Linked DNA regions of Homo sapiens: region 1 is linked to region 2. A link is a loop called in an ENCODE intact Hi-C map of the cell type or tissue named here. Cell type or tissue: psoas muscle. All regions are shown on one strand.

Region 1 (8,000 bases), 360 kb before region 2:
TCATACAGTAGTCAAAGAAGGTCTGTCTGAGGAAGTGACCTTTTGAACTGAGTCCTGAATGATGAGTTGGAACCAGCCATGTGAAGATCTGAGGAAGGGTGTGCTAGGCAGGAGAAACCTTGAGATAGGTAAGAGTTTGGCTGCTTTGAAGAACAAAGGAAGTTTTTTGGCTAGAGCATAGTGAATAAGGGTGTATGGCCTATTATGAGCTGAAACTGAATAGGTTGTGCAGCAAAGACTTCTTCCATGGCATAAAATGTCCCAATTTTTGGCTAGGGCACCTGGCTGCCCAGAATAAAGATGATATTTTCCAGCCTTCCTCGTAGGTAGGTATAGTCATATGAATATGTTCTGATTTGGGATACAAATTGAAGTGTCATATAGAGCTTCCAGAAATCTTACCTATAATAAAAAACAACTGGCATGTACCCCTTCCCCCTTTTCTTACTTTTCCCTTCTTCCAACTTTGCTGCCTGGAACATTGATATTATGACTAGTACTATAGCTATTCTCTTAGGTCTTGGGGTTGAGGAACAAGTCCTAGGGATGACAGAGCATGGCCTGGGAGGAGCTTGTGCCCTGAGGTTTTCTTGAAGGTGAACTCCAGTGCCAGCCTTGGGCAGTCTTCCTCTAGACTTACTTGTCAGAGAAGTAAACTTCTCTCTTGTTTTAGCTGTTGTCATTTTGGGTCTTTCTTGCTCATAGTCAAACTTAATCCTAACTTGATACAGAGGCAGGAGCTCTATCATCTAAGTTTTTATAGTGTGAAGAGATTGGATTTTATTCTAAATGCAATGGGAAGCCACTGAAAGATTTTAAGTAAGAGAGTAATATGATTCAATTAGTATTTTATAGGATTTTATAAGATATGAGGGAGAATGGGTGTAGGTAGACAAGAGTGGAAGAAGGGAAACAGTTAAAAGGTTATTGCAAATGATAAAACCCTAATGGAGAAGAAGTTAGCAATATTAAACAAAACTATGTGTGCAGTCACCCTTTGATTAGCAATTCCACTTCTAGGATTCTGTCCCAAAAATTCACTGGCAAAAAAATATGAAATGAAGCATGTACAAGGTTACTTATTACAATAGTATTTGTAATAGCAAGACTAAAAACAACTCAGATGCTCATCAGGCCTGGTATAGCTGCAAAATGAATTACTACTATGCAGCTATAAAAAGGATTGGGGAAGATATCTCTTTACTCCCATGGAGTGATCTCCAAGATGTACTGTTATGTGAAAGAGCAATGTATGTGGACAGAATGTAGAGTATTGTACTTTTTATGTAAGGAATGAGGGAGATATGAGTGTATTTCCTTATGCTTTCAAAAAACAATGAAAGGATAAACCACAAACTTATAACTGTATTTACTTATAGGGAGAAGGAAGGAACAGAGTAGAGGGGACAGGAATGAAAGTTAAGATTTACCTGAATGTTCCTTTTTAATAGTTTAGAACCATGTAAGTGTTTTGTATAATTATGAAAGAAAATTAGAACAAAAGGAAAAAACAAAGCAATCCTTAGCAATTAAAAAAAAATGAGCCTAACTGTATTAAGTTCATGGCATAATCACACAAGTTTTTTTATTCTTTTTTGAGACACGGTCTTGCTCTGTTGTCCAGGCTAGAGTGCAGTGGCACAATCACAGTTCACTGCAGCCTTGACCTCCCTGGCCCAAACAATCCTCCAAACTCAGCCTTCCAAGTAGCTGAGACCACAGGCATATTGCCACCAAGCCTGGCTAATTTTTTAATTTTTGTAGAGATGAGGTCTCCCTATGTTGTTCAAGCTGTTCTCCTGGGCTCAAGCGATCCTCCTGCATTGGCCTCCCAAAGTGCTGGTATTACAGGCATGAGCCACTGTTCCCAGCCCACACAAATTTTTTTCAGTATCTATTTTAATTTAATTTACTTTTATTTTATTTTGAGACAGGGTCTGGCTCTGTTGCCCAGGCTGGAGTGCAGTGGCATGATCTCAGCTCACTGTAGCCTCTGCCTCCTGGGCTCAAACCATCCTCCCTCCTCAGCCTCCCAAGTAGCTCGGACTACAGGTGCATGCAATAATGCCCAGCTAATTTTTTGTATTTTTGGTAGAGATGGGGTTTCAGTATATTGCCCAGGCTGGTCTTTAACCCTTCCCACCTGAGCCGAGGCTCAAACAATCCTCCTGCCTTGGCCTCCCCAAATGCTAGGATTATGGACGTGAGCCACCACACTTGGCCTTTATATTTTTATTTTAGAGATGGGATCTTGCTGTGTTGCTTAGGCTGGGCTCAAACTCTTGGGCTAAAGTGGTCTTCTTGCCCCAGCTTCCTGAGTAGCTGGACTACAGGTGTGTAACACCATGTCTGGCCTTTTTTCTTTTTTTTGATAATTTTTTTTTTTTTAGAGTTGGGGTCTTGCTGTGTTGCCCAGGCTAGTCTTGAACTCCTGGGCTCAAGTGATCCTCCCCTCTTGGCCTCCCAAAGTGCTGGGATTGCAGGCAGGAGCCACTGCACCCAGCCTGGAGTATCATTAAATTTGTGTATCTTTAAATTTTTAGTATCTTTAAATTTGTGGTATTTTGGTTGTATATTCTAGCAGGCTCCATCCTAGAAAAAGAAGAGCAGCAAATAAATTTTAAATCACATTCAGTTGTCTTAATAATGTAGCTATTATTATTTCGGCCTATTTATAATATGGTAACGTGTGTAAGAATTCAGATTTTCAGTGTAGGCTGGGCATGGTGGCTCATGCCTGTAATTCCAGCACTTTGGGAGGCCGAGGTGGGTGGATCATCTGAGGTTGGAAGTTCGAGACCAGCCTGGGCAACATGGTGAAACCCTGTCTCTATAAAAATACAAAAAATTAGCCAGGCATGGTGGCACATGCCTGTAGTGCCATCTACTCAGGAGGCTGGGGTGGGAGGATCACTTGAGCCTGGGAGGTGGAGATTGCAGTGAACCAAGATTGTGCCACTGCATTCCAGCCTGGGTGACATTAAAAAAAAAAAGAGAGATCATCAGTGTAAAAGATACACAATTATAAAATCAAGTAAGTAAAAACTCTAATATTACATTTAATTGGGAATATCAGAATTAACTCTTATTTTTAAAGTGCAAAAGTTTTAAATTTTCATTAAGTCTGACCAATTTTTGTTCTTTTATTGCTTGTACTTTTGGTGTTGAATCTAATAAATCATTGATTAACCTCAGGTCCTAAAGGTTTACTTTTGTTTTCTTCTCAGGATTTTCTAATTAGAAAATTAGGTCTGTCATTTTGAGTTAAATTTTGTGTATGGTGTGAGGTAGGGGTCCAAATTCATCCTTTTGCACATGGATATTCATTTGCTTCAGCACCACTTGTTGAACAGACTTTTTTTCCTATTGAAGTGTCTTGTCACTTTTTTTCAAAAATCAGTATTTCATGGATGTTTGGGTTTATTTCTGGACTTTCTATTTCATTGATCTACTTGTCACTTCTTATGCCAGTACGACACTGTCTCAATTACTATAGCTTTGTAGTGAGTTTTGAAATCAGGAAGTGTGAGACCTTCAACTTTGTTTTTTTCCCAAGGTTATTTGGCTGCGTCTTTTGTATTTCCATAAGAATTTTAGGATCAGCTTGTCAATTGTTGCCAAAAAAAAAAAAAACTTCCTGGGATTTTGATAATGATTGTGTTGAATTCATAGGGCAGTTTGGGGAGTGTTGCCATAATGATAGTAAATCTTCTAATCTATGAGCAGGATGTTTTTCCATTTATTTAATCTTTAAATATTTTATTATTTTAGATCTATTGAGAATGGAATTGTTTTCTTAATTTCATTTTCAAATTGTTTGTTGCTAGCATATAGAAATACAAGTGATTTTGTATATTGCTCTTGTATCCTGTGACTTTGCTGAGCTTATTTTAGTAGTTTTTTTTCACTGAATTCTTTAGGATTTTCTACATAAAAAATTCATATCATCTGTGAATAAAGACAGTTTTATTTCTTAATTTTTAATCTTTTGTTTCTTTTTCTTGCTGAATTGCCTTGGCTAGAATCTCCAGTACAATGGTGAATAGAACTGGTAAGAATATACATTTTCGTCTTGTTTTTAGTAGGAAAGCATCATGTCTTTTACAATTAAATATGATGTTGGCTGTAGGTTTTTTCATAGATGTCATTTATCAAGTTAAGAATGATCCTTTCTATTCCTAGTTTGTTGAGGGGTTTTATTATGAATAGGTGTTGCACTTTGTCAAAATTTTTTTTCGGCATCTACTGAGGTTATTCATGATTTGCTAAAAAACACATAGCTTTGTTTACTGGAGAGGCCCGGAAGCAGTAAAAAGCCATTAACAATGAACATTACTAACACACAGATTATGTTCTATAAGTATTTCCCACTAAAAGGAGCTAAAACTTCTTGAGGAAGGGCTGATTTCAGGTTTGGGACAAGAAATGTATAAAAATAACCTTTCATATATCAGAAAAGCAAGATAGCTATCAACAGTTGTGTCAAAAGGCTAGGAGCCAAAATGAAGGGGGACCCTACTTGCCAAAGGTGAGACAATTCACATATCAAAAGGAAAAAGTGTAATTGATTGAATATATAAAAATTTATTTATATCAATATTAAAGTAAAAATAATTTATGAGCTCATACTAATACTAAACAAAATTTTAGAAATTGGTGTTACTTTTGGAGGTTGCTGCAGAATCAAGTTCTGAAAATTGGTAAAGGGGAGAAGCAAACATTTTCTACTTTCTAGTATAAATTATATTTCAAGATAATCAAATAGCTGATCAAGGTAAGTTTTTTAGATATATTTCAGCTGATAAATGCAAAGGAATGAGAAGGCATCATTTATAACTCTCAGTGAAATAATAGATGTAAGCATCAATCATTAGTATCTGCTTAAACCCTTAGGTGAAAGATTGATGGAGTATTTTATAATGGAGCTAGCTGATAACACCCGAGGCCACTACCCACTGTTAGTATCTCTAAACACGGGCTGTCTAGGTATCACGTATGTTATGACTGGGTGCTATAGAGCACCTATGAAGTATTTCTAACAGCCTCTTTTTTTTTTTTTTTTTTTTTGAGACGGAGTCTTCCTCTGTCGCCCAGGCTGGAGTGCAGTGGCGTGATCTTGGCTCACTGCGAGCTCTACCTCCTGGATTCACGCCATTCTCCTGCCTCAGCCTCCTGAGTAGCTGGGACTACAGGCGCCCGCCACTATGTCCGGCTAATTTTTTTTTTTTGTATTTTTAGTAGAGACGGGGTTTCACCGTGGTAGCCAGGATGGATAACAGCCTCTTAATGTGAGTATCTTCGTAGAGAAATACGTTTAACTATATCTGTTGCAGTGCAGATACACACACCAAATAGAATAGAAACTATAGAAGAATTTCTAAAATTAAAGGGCAAAGGAACGAAATAGAAATTTGACCAAGTGAGCAAAAGAAGGGACAGGAAAAAAAGAAAACTTCAAAGTATAATAGTAAACAAATTAAGTGGTAACTAGGGGAATTTTAACATTGATTGGGTATTAGATGATATTAAGGAATGTTTATTTTATCAAGTGTGATAATGTTGTTATAGTTAGACCTTATCTGTTAAATACTCAAATGTGGGTGAAATACAGTCATGCATCACTTAACGACAGGGGTATGTTCTGAGAAATATGTCTTTAGGTGATTTCATCTTTGTATAAACATCACGGAGTGTACTTACATAAATCTAGATGGTATAGCCTACCATATACCTAGGCTATATGGGATAGCCTGTTGCTCCTAGGCTACAAACTTGTACAATGTATTACTTACTGTACTGAATACTGTAGGCAACACAATGGTAAGGATTTGTGTATCTAAACATATCTAAACATAGAAAAGGCACTGTAAAAACACAGTATTATAATCTTATGAGACCACTGTCATATATGTGGTCTGTCAATGACCAAAACGTTGTTATGAATGAAGTGCATGACTTTAAGGTGATGGCTGGGATCTGCTTTAAAATACTTCAGTGGTGATGGAGAGGAGAAGTAAGAGTGGGAGGAGACAGATAAAACAAAATTTACAAAATCTGTTAATTTTTGAAGCTGGATGGTTGGTATATGGAGGTTCATGGGTTTCTTATATTCTTTTATGTATTTGCATTTCCCAGAGTGTGAAAGATGAGAGAAAAACACTCAAGACAAAAGCTAGATTCTTTTTAAGCCTAATTTTGGAAGTGACATACCACCCCCCTATACTTTTTAATAGAGTTTATTTTTTAGAGCAGTTTTAGGTTCACAACAAAATTCAGTGGATGTTTACAGAGATTTCCCATATACCCTTTTTCTCTACAAATGCATAGCCTCACCCATTATCAACATTCCCCACCAGAGTTCCTAGCATCGCTATTAGGCACACAGACCAGACCAACCCTGGTGCATTTTGGGAGAGGATTACACAAGGGTGTGAATACCAGAATGCAGGGATCACTGGGGGCCTCTTAGAGCCTGACCGTGTACACCCTCACAGAACTTACTAGAATTAACATCAGAAAAGAAAGCTGAGAGAAAAGTACTGGGATATGAGGCCCTTATGATGATACCTGGTTCTCCTGTCTTATTTCTGGACACAGGCTTTTTTTACTTTATTCTCCTGAAAGCAGACTGCTTTGATTTCCCTGAACAGCCCATGCTGTCTCACTGCCTTCCTTCTGTATATCTTACACATGCTGCTCTGCCTGGAATGTCCTTTCCACTCTTGTCCACTTAGCAAAACTATTACTCTCTTTCAAACCTTTCTCAGGCTTAACTTCTTTTCTAATCATTCTTACAGTCCACATCAGGGCAGACTATTGAATCGCTTCTGCTGGGCTATGTAAATAATTCAATTGTTGCATGTTTTATACTGAGATGCATTATGTAAAACATTACCTGCCTTATTACCTGAAGTTTGGTGGTTTTGTTTGTTTGTTTTAAAGAAAGGCAGACTGCCACATGCAGCAACTCACTTGGATGTGTCTGGAGTCTTGGAAGCTTGACTTCAAAGAACCCTACGTTCTCTTACAAATGAACCTTGAGAGCTTGTTTGGAGGTTCTAGTAGGGGAATGCAGCTACTTGTATACCCTTGACTGCAGACTGGCCTTCCTCTATTGGGGATGGCTGTCCTCTTCCACTGAGTGTGCACAGCTTCAAGAGGGAAGCACATGGAGTGGTGAGGGAGGAAGGGGACTCCTGCCTAGCTAGCCAGATCAGCCGAATCAACCCTGGCGATCAATAGAGTGACAGATGTCACAGTCAGATCGCCCTCATATCTGGCTGGCTTTTTTCGAGACAGGGTCTTGCTCTGTCAATGAGGCTGTAGTGCAGTGGTGTGATCATGCACTGGCCCAAGTAATCCTCCCACCTCAATCTCCCAAGTATCTGGGACCAGAGGCATGTGCCAACACACCCAGCTTTTATATATATATATATATAATTAAAATTTATATATAACATAATTTATATATAATATATAATTTTAATATATAATTATATAGTATATACATTTTATATTTTATATATATAAATTTTATATATATATGTAGTTTTTTGTAAAGACGGTCTCTCTTATTTGCCTAAATTGGTCTTGAATTCCTGGGTTAAAGCGATTCTCCCGCCTTGCCCTCTCAAAGTGCTGGGGGATTTTATTAATAGGTATGAGCCACCGCTCTAGGCTGATGATATGAGTCTTAAATTCCTTTTACTCTGTCAGTTTCTCCCTCTCCACTTTCTTTCCTTGCAATTCAATTTTTGGAGAAGCAAAGTTATTTGTCTTGTAAAGTTTCGCACTTTTGAACTCTGCTCATTGAATTGCTATGAAGTTAACACATTCCTCTGTTCCTTTGTATTTCCTGTAAACTGGAAGATTTAGAGCAGCAGTTCTCAAACATTTTTGCCTTGAGATCCCTTTAAAGTCTCAAAAACTTGAGGACACAAAGAGCTTCTGTTTACATGCATTACATCTAGTGATTTACCATATTAGAAATTAAAATTGAG
Region 2 (8,000 bases):
GCTCATGCGGCAGGGAGAGAGAGTAAGCTCGCTGGTGTCTCCTCTTATAAGGACACTAATCCTATTTCATTGGGGTCTACCTTTATGATCCCATTTAACATCAGTTACATCCTTACACCAAATACAGCCACACTGGGGGTTAGGAGTGCAACACATGAACTTTGGGAGGACACAATTCAGTCCAGAGCGTAAACTAATAAATAGCTCAGTTATTTAGTAAGTTTTAGAATGTTCTTATTTGCTCCTTTTGTTCTTTTCCAGCTCTCTGGGTCATATCTATTGATGAGTATCTCTAGTAGGTAAAGCCTGTCTCCCATCACTTTCTGGGTCCATCTATATAGGGGTTTTTGATGCCATTGTCCAAAAGACTTGGCTTTACTGCTTACCAGCAAGATAGGATCAGGACTATCAGATATGGTCATGAGTGACCACGAAGCTGAGAGTTGCAGCAGTCCCCTCAGCCTTCCATTGGTTGCCCCTGTCCTGTTTTCATGGGCCAGCTCATAGGTGGAACCTCAGTATTATTCATGCCCAGCACTCCAGTTTTTCACCAGAGATGAATCCTAGGCCATTTGGCTGTGATCCTCTTTCTTTCTTCAGTGTTTCACTATTTTGTCCCATGGGGCATTAGATTTCTCTCCCAGTCAAGAGCACATCTGACACTGAGAATTTCTCTGGATATTCTTCTGTCTGCCAAATCAGATTTCCTCAACTAAAATCCTGCGTGATCCACAGTTACATTCACCATTCTCTTTAGACACTGTATCTCAATTACCCAGATGGTATTATGGTTCCGGCCTCTGCAGAGGAGTGTCTTTGCTGGCATTTGGTCTCCATGGCATCGAATACCTTGCACACTTTTGTAGCCACTCCCATTTCATGACCCTCAAACCTCCCAAATGTTGAATGGTAACTTTTAGAAAACTACCAAGTAACGTGGATAACACATTCCCCAGCACATCCATGAACTCTCATCTGTTTGCACCCATTGTTCACTCTACTCCAATGCTATGCCTCACTGGCATCTTCTTTTGATTTGGCACTTGGTGATGAAAAAGGTGAAAGGTTAACCCACTGATTGCTCACTTACCAGTCTCACTTGCTCACTTTTCTGCCAGGTCTCCTAAGTGATCTTTCGTGTAAAAAGAAGTTTAGAAAATGCTTTAGGATAAATTGTATGAGGTTCAATAGGGACAAAAAAGCACCTACATCATAATAACAGTTAACATGCACTTGTAATATCCTAATTAGATACAAGACAAGAAAATATAAGGGAAGGTAAAGTAATTTAAAACAACTGTGCATTAGTTTTCTAGGGATGCTGTAAGAAAATACCACAAACTGAGCAGATGACACTGCAGAAAAGTGTGTCTTATGATTCTGGTGGCTAGAGGTGTGAGAACAAAGTGTTAGCCAGGTTGGCTCCTTCTGAGGGCTGTGAGGGAGAGTCTGTTTCATGTTTCTCCCTTAGCTTTGGGGTGGCTTGCTGGTAATCTTTGGCATTCTGTAGCTTGTGGCAGCATAACTCATCTTCACTTGGCATTCTCCTTTTACATATGCCTGTGTCCAAATTCCCCCTTATAAGGACACCAGCCTTACTGAATTAGGGGCTATTTTACTCGGATATGATCTCATCTTAACTGACTACATCTGCAACAACCCTATTTCCAAATAAGGCCATATTCAGAGGTACTGGGGAGATAGGACTTCAATGTATGAATTTTGAGGGGACAAAATTCAACCCGTAACAACTTGGAAGTCTTTGTGGTGGATCGAAAGTTGAGTCAGTCAGTTTCTTTTATTTTTTTTTGAGACGAAGTCTCACTTTGTTGCCCAGGCTGGGGTGCAGAGGCATGATCATAGCTCACTGCAGCCTTGATCTCCCCAGGCTCAGGTGATCCTCCCACCTCTGCCTCCCTAGTAGCTGGGTCTACAGGTGCATGCCACCATAGCCAAGTATTTTTTTTTTTTTGTATTTTTTGTAGAGATAGGGTTTCGCCATGTTGCCCAGGCTGGTTTGGAACTCCTGGACTCAAGAGTTCCACCAACCCTGGCATCCCAAAGTGCTGGGATTACAGGTGTGAACCATCTCGCCTGGCCAAGAGTCAATTTCTTAAGAGATGTTTGTTTACTTATTTATTCCTTGTTCGGGGGTAGAATTATTGTACCTAGCTGCCACCCTTAAGACTATACTGCAAGTCTGTATATGAGTAAATTTCAGATTAAGAGCACACTGTGTTTGGGGCACTTGAGACAACACTCCTTATTGTGACTACTTTAGATGGCCTAAAAGGGCAGCGTAATACGAGGAGTCTTGGGGACTGCCACAATACATTTATATTTCTGTGCCTTCAAAGGGTTAGTGAATTAGTACTCCTGAGACTTGACATCTTGTTTGCTTATTTTTATTTTCCCAGTGTCTAGTATAGGCAAAAAGTTCCTGGCAAATGGGTCAATAAACATTGAGTTAATCTTACCAATCAATGCTAAGATGTATATGTATATGTTACGTATATGTGTATATGTACATACATACATATTTTCACATTTTACCGTCTTTGAAATAAAAACTGTCTTACAATACATGGAGCATAACAATTGTCACTTTTCTTCTCTTAATAGCAAATACAGTAATGCCTTATAAGCATTGGTTTCTTAGATTTGATGAAATGGGATATTTGCACAAAATTTACCTAAGAAATTGCTGTCGTTTTTACATGAACAAGGTAGATTATAGGTAAAACACCTAAAACTGGTTTTTAATGCTCCTTCATTTTTTTTTTTTCAGGAGAGTTCTGTATTCCTCAAAGATCCCTCAAGAATTTTGTCAGTGTTGCCATAACCTCTTGTTTATTAGTCTGCTTGGGTTGCCATAAAAGAATGTACACAGACTGGGTGGCTTAAACAACAGACATTATTTTCTTACAGTTCTAGAGTCTAGAAGTCCAAGATCAGGGTGCCAGCAGGGTTGGTTTCTAGTAAGGCAACCTTCTCACTGTGTGCTCACATAGACAAGGCCTTTCATCTGTGTGCGTTTGTGGAGAGAGATCTTTGGTGTCTCGTTCTCTTTCTATAAGGTCACCAGTCCTACTGGATTAGGGCCCTACCCTTATGAACTCATTTATCTTTAATTATTTCCATAAAGGCTCTGTTTCTAAATACAAATACATTGGGGATTAGGACTTCAACATATGAATTTGAAGGGTGGAGGTACACAATTCATTTCATAACACTCTGGTTTGGATGGCAATTGTCTAACAAAGATCTAGTTGTTTTGGACTCGGGTGGCTGTGAGCTGGTCTCTGGGTTTGGACTGGATTCCTCACTGGGGAGCAACCCCTCGCCCTTTATCACCTGTTTATAGCATATTACTAGGAAGTGATGTGTCTTGCTTCACATTATTACGTGCCAAATGCTAATTGTGGAGGACCTCTTCTGCTTCTACCCTCTTAGGTCTTAGCCATTAGGTATTAGTTGTCAATCCTTAAGGCCTCCTTCACCCAGTTCTTTTAGGTCCTCTCAGGGCATTGCTACACTCTGCTGATTTCACTTTGCTACTATTATCAAGTGTGTATTCTAGCCAAGGGGGCTACATACTGAGCTTCAGCACCAGCCTGTGTTCATGATACATCATTGGTCACAAGTGAGGCTGGAGGAGAACTCATCTGCTGAGGAAGTAAGCACATGACCTGTCACCAAGGAGTCACCATTTGGCCAAGATCGAAATCCAACACTAAACTTCATTACACATCACCATCAGGTTGCAGTCCTGAACATGCATTGTATTCCATGCCTTGCGAGACCCTGAAATGTTGTCAGTGAAGGACAGCAGGCAAGGTAGTGCATGTGAAAACAATTGTTGACCATGAAATATTTTATTCAGAAATGAGTAAAAAAGAATCTTTGTAGCAGCCAGCCTTTCCCCTGGGGGAGAAAGCTCAGCAGTTGGTTTGGTCAGTTGGTTCACTGAAGGCAGATGAATTGGCACTTTGCAGTTGAGAGCCAATGCAGGCTCACGGAGGTGGCTTCTTTCTGCAGGCTGATTTTGGGCCCCCAGCAGGGCCCAAGGCCCAACAATCAGCGCATGGCTCTTAATTCTGTGCAACTAACAAATCCCGTCCCAGTGTGCTGAGAGCGCCCTCTAGTGCCCAGAAACTTCCTCAAGAATGGAGTGTAAAGACCTTTAAGGACCTTCATCAGGAAGGAACCACCATACTTTTGAATTTCAAGCCTAACCTGAAGATTATTATTTAAGGAAACCGACAAATTTTCTCAAAGAAATTATTGTATTGGAAAATATTTAGAATGCAAACACATTCTCCAAAGAAAACCAAAGACAACTACAGTGATTCATTTACTTTAGGTCTACAACAACAAAATATTAATTTAACAATACAAATAACATGCCCTTTAGCTCTTTGAAGGATGGCAATGAGGAAAACTGGAAAATAATGATCTAGCAATTACTGGCTGAACCACATTCTAAGAAATGTTAAGATAACAGGTGAACATTCAAAATTCAAATTTACCACTTTGGAGGCTGCTTATTTGCATGACAAATGGATTCTTTGTTTTACAGAAAGGCTTTCTCACAGGCCTGGGTTTTATTACCAATTAGCCTTAACCCCAGCAGAGCTTTAATTAGAATGCAAAGGGTTTGTGGGATCTGTGGGCACTGGAGGAAGAGTGTCTTATGTTGAGATTTTTATAGGATTAAGTACACAGCCTCTGAGTTACATCTGCTATATATAGCACAAATTATATAAACGTTGGTATTGCCTGTCACCTAATACAATTATTTGTGCAGACAGAGTATGACATTAATTCCTGCAGTGAACAACTCTATAGACCCTTCACCCTAATGTGTCCATTTAAATGGAGCCCTATTTGCTATGCACACACTTTTTCAAAGAATCTGTTAGAGAATGTGAATACCAAGTTATAAGCAACAAAAAAGAAAGCAACAAAATATAATGAAATCCCCATTACATCCCTTTGCCCTATAATACTTTCCCTTGACTTTGCTATAAGCATTCCTCTGGCATTCCCACTCCTGACCCACAAGATTATTAAATGTTTATTGTCTCAACTAACTATGCCAACAGGTTCGTAATATCGATACAGAGAAAGTGGAAGACTCTGTGAAAGTTATTTACATTAAACATGCAAGTGTAAAAAAGGATTGTTGAGCAACAGGAGTGAGCTAAGAAGGCAGTTGTGAATTCTGTGCATTCAAGATGAAACAATGTTATTTGTGTGTGTTAGCTGCCTGGCTGAGTAAATAAAGAAGATTCAAATTTGGCGCAGCTGTTCTTTCTCAGTGCTGCCTGGATATTAGATTCCCTGCAACCGTCTGTGTGCTTAGACCCCGCGTTCCATTGCGTAGGCTGCTGGCAGGCCTTTTTTTAGCGGAATGCAGCTGGGAGCAGGAAGGGTGGAGCCTGCTGGGGTTTGACTCAGCAGCTGTGGGCGAGGCCCTACACACTCTGTCTTGAGGACTGTGATAAAGGTTAAAAATAAAGGATAGCACTTGAGTGGGCTTCATAAGGAGTAGCAATCTAATTATAGGGCTTATTTTTACAAAGCAGCAGCTGACAGCGTCAGCCCAGCACGTCCTAAAAGTTCTTAGTAAGGCAGGAAGCTGCTACATTTGCTATGACCAATGTCACTTTAAGGGGTCTTGGCAATTACATTCTCACTCAACTTTTCCTTCTGCAACAAGGATATATGAGGGGGATTAGAGGATATTGCAAAAGCTCACCTTTTATTCAGACCCAATTAAAAACTAAACCCACTAAATCAACTTCCTCTCTCCCTTCTCAAACATTTATAAAGCGCCACCACGCGGCAGGCACAGTGCTGGGTGCTGCCATTCACACCCCACATGGTCTTTTCCCACAGCTGGTGGAGGTTGTGGCGTAGCCTGTGCTCAGTCTTGGATCTGTCTCTTGAGGACCAGTTTCTCTTTGGGCTCTTGTTTCCAAGAGCCATGGAGAATGAGCAGAGCAGCATCTAACAAAGGACGGGGTCCCCTCTCAGCTTCTCTGTCTTCACAAGTGAATGTCACACATTTTAAACTAGAACTCTTTCTACTTATTTAGCACCTAACAGATGCTACAAGAATTCTGGTTACTTTTTCTTTTCTGTTTGGGTCGGGAGCACATGTCTAAGTGTGACAAATGTGAGCAGATTATTTGGAGAGGTGAGGAAATACAAGAAAGAGGGGGGCCAGTCTTTTCTCTCTTTTGGAAAAATAATCATTTTTCGTAGAAACCAGATACTTTCATAATACTCTTTTTTTTTAAAGAAATGTTTTAACATGAAAAAAATTTCAAAGATACATACAAGTAGAGATAATAGTGTAATAAGTCCCCATGTACTTTTTGTCCAGCTTTAACAATTAGCAGCATGTGGCCTGATTTTGTTTTACACATATCCTCTCTCCTGTATTATTTTGGAGCAAATTTGATATGTTATTTCTTTCTTTCTTTCTTTTTTTTTTTCCTTAGACAGAGTCTTGCTCTGTCACCCAGGCTGGAGTGCAGTGGCACAATCTCGGCTCACTGCAACCTCCGCCTCCCAGATTCAATAAATTCTCCTGCCTCAGACTCCCGAATAGCTGGGATTACAGGCACCTGCCACCATGCCTGGCCACAAGTTTTGTATTTTTAGTAGATACGGGGTTTCACCATGTTGGCCAGGCTGGTCTCGAATTCCTGACCTCAGGTGATCCTCCTGCCTTGGCCTCCCAAATTGCTGGAATTACAGGCATGAGCCACTGCTCCCAGCCAATATGTTATTTCATCTGCAAATATTTCAATATGTAGTTCTATAGATAATAATTCCTTTTTAAAAAGTAACCACAAAACAATAAATTCAACTAACATTAGCAATAATTCATTAATATCATAAACTAGTCAGTATTTAAATTTATAATTATCTCATAAATGCATATGCACAATTTTTACAGCTTGTTTGAATTAAGATAAAAATCAGCTGCACATATTATAGTTGGTTCCTTTTTCTCTTAAATCTTTTATTCCATAGATTCCCCTTCCATGTCCCTCTCTGTTTTGTTATCCTGGCAATCAGTTGAAAAACTGAGTACTTTGTCCTGTAGATTTTTATGGATTGGATGCCTGTGGTCCTCTGTAACAGTATCCTCCATTTTCTGTTTCTTGTAAATTAGTACAGTCATGCCCCTCATAACAAAATATTCTGTCAACGATGAACCATTATGGATGGTAGTCCCATAAGATTATAATAGAGGTCGGGCGTGGTGGCTCACGCCTGTAATCCCAGCACTTTGGGAGGCTGAGGCGGGTGGATCACTTGAGGCCAGGAGTTGGAGACCAGCCTGGCTAACATGGCAAAACATTGTCTTTACTAAAATAAAAAAAGTAGCCGGGTGTGGTGGCGGGTGCCTGTAATCCCAGCTGCTTGGGAGGCTGAGGCAGGAATCGCTTGAACCTGGGAGGTGAAGGTTGCAGTGAGCCAAGATCGCACCACTTCAGCTTGGGCAACAAAGCAAGATTCTATCTCAAAAAAAAAAAAAAAAAGATTATAATGGAGTTGAAAGATTCCCATTGCTTAGTTATGTAGCCATTGTAACATGGTAGCACAACACATTACCTTTTCTATGTTTAGATATGTTGCAATACACACTATTGTGTTACAGTCGCCTACAGTTTTCAGTACAGTAACATGCTGTACAGGTTTGTAGTCTGGGAGCAATAGGCTGTACCATATAGCCTAAGTGTGTAGTAGATTATACCATCCAGGTTGTGTAAGTACACTCTGTGATATTTACACAATGAAATCACCTAATAACACATTTCTCAGAATGTATTGCTGTCGTTAAGGGATGCATGATTATAGTTGACTCTAGAGACTTATCAGAGTCAGGTTTCATTTTTCTGTCAAAACGACTTCATACATGGTAGAAAAATCTCATGTCTCTCTTTTTTCCCGATGACATTCTTTACACTGTCAGTGTAGTT

What was found. A loop is a pair of places that touch in the nucleus more often than their neighbours do. Peaks named below come from ENCODE experiments on the same cell type or tissue, not always from the same donor. Only the 100,000 strongest peaks of a DNase experiment are listed, where the experiment ranks them.
Region 1: it touches region 2 in a loop (2.2-fold over the local background); 2 of 110 quality-filtered maps call a loop at or near these places.

Annotation. Positions count from the first base shown.
Region 1 is chr1:173,790,826-173,798,825 of GRCh38, reverse strand. It overlaps the pseudogene RN7SKP160. Among named protein-coding and RNA genes, the nearest start is that of DARS2, 30 kb to the left of the region's middle. RefSeq lists a silencer at 69-269. In psoas muscle, no CTCF peak of the experiment used is centred here; no DNase peak of the experiment used is centred here.
Region 2 is chr1:173,427,513-173,435,512 of GRCh38, reverse strand. The region is part of intron 1 of PRDX6-AS1 (PRDX6 antisense RNA 1); the gene reads left to right. The region is part of intron 2 of LOC100506023 (a long non-coding RNA gene); the gene reads left to right. It also overlaps a transcript of TNFSF4 not described here. Among named protein-coding and RNA genes, the nearest start is that of PRDX6-AS1, 30 kb to the left of the region's middle. RefSeq lists an enhancer at 3,949-4,243. In psoas muscle, CTCF peaks have their summits at 4,143 (motif pointing left) and 5,836; DNase peaks (open chromatin) are centred at 4,112, 5,412 and 5,872; H3K4me3 peaks cover 1,432 bases; H3K27ac peaks cover 2,771 bases.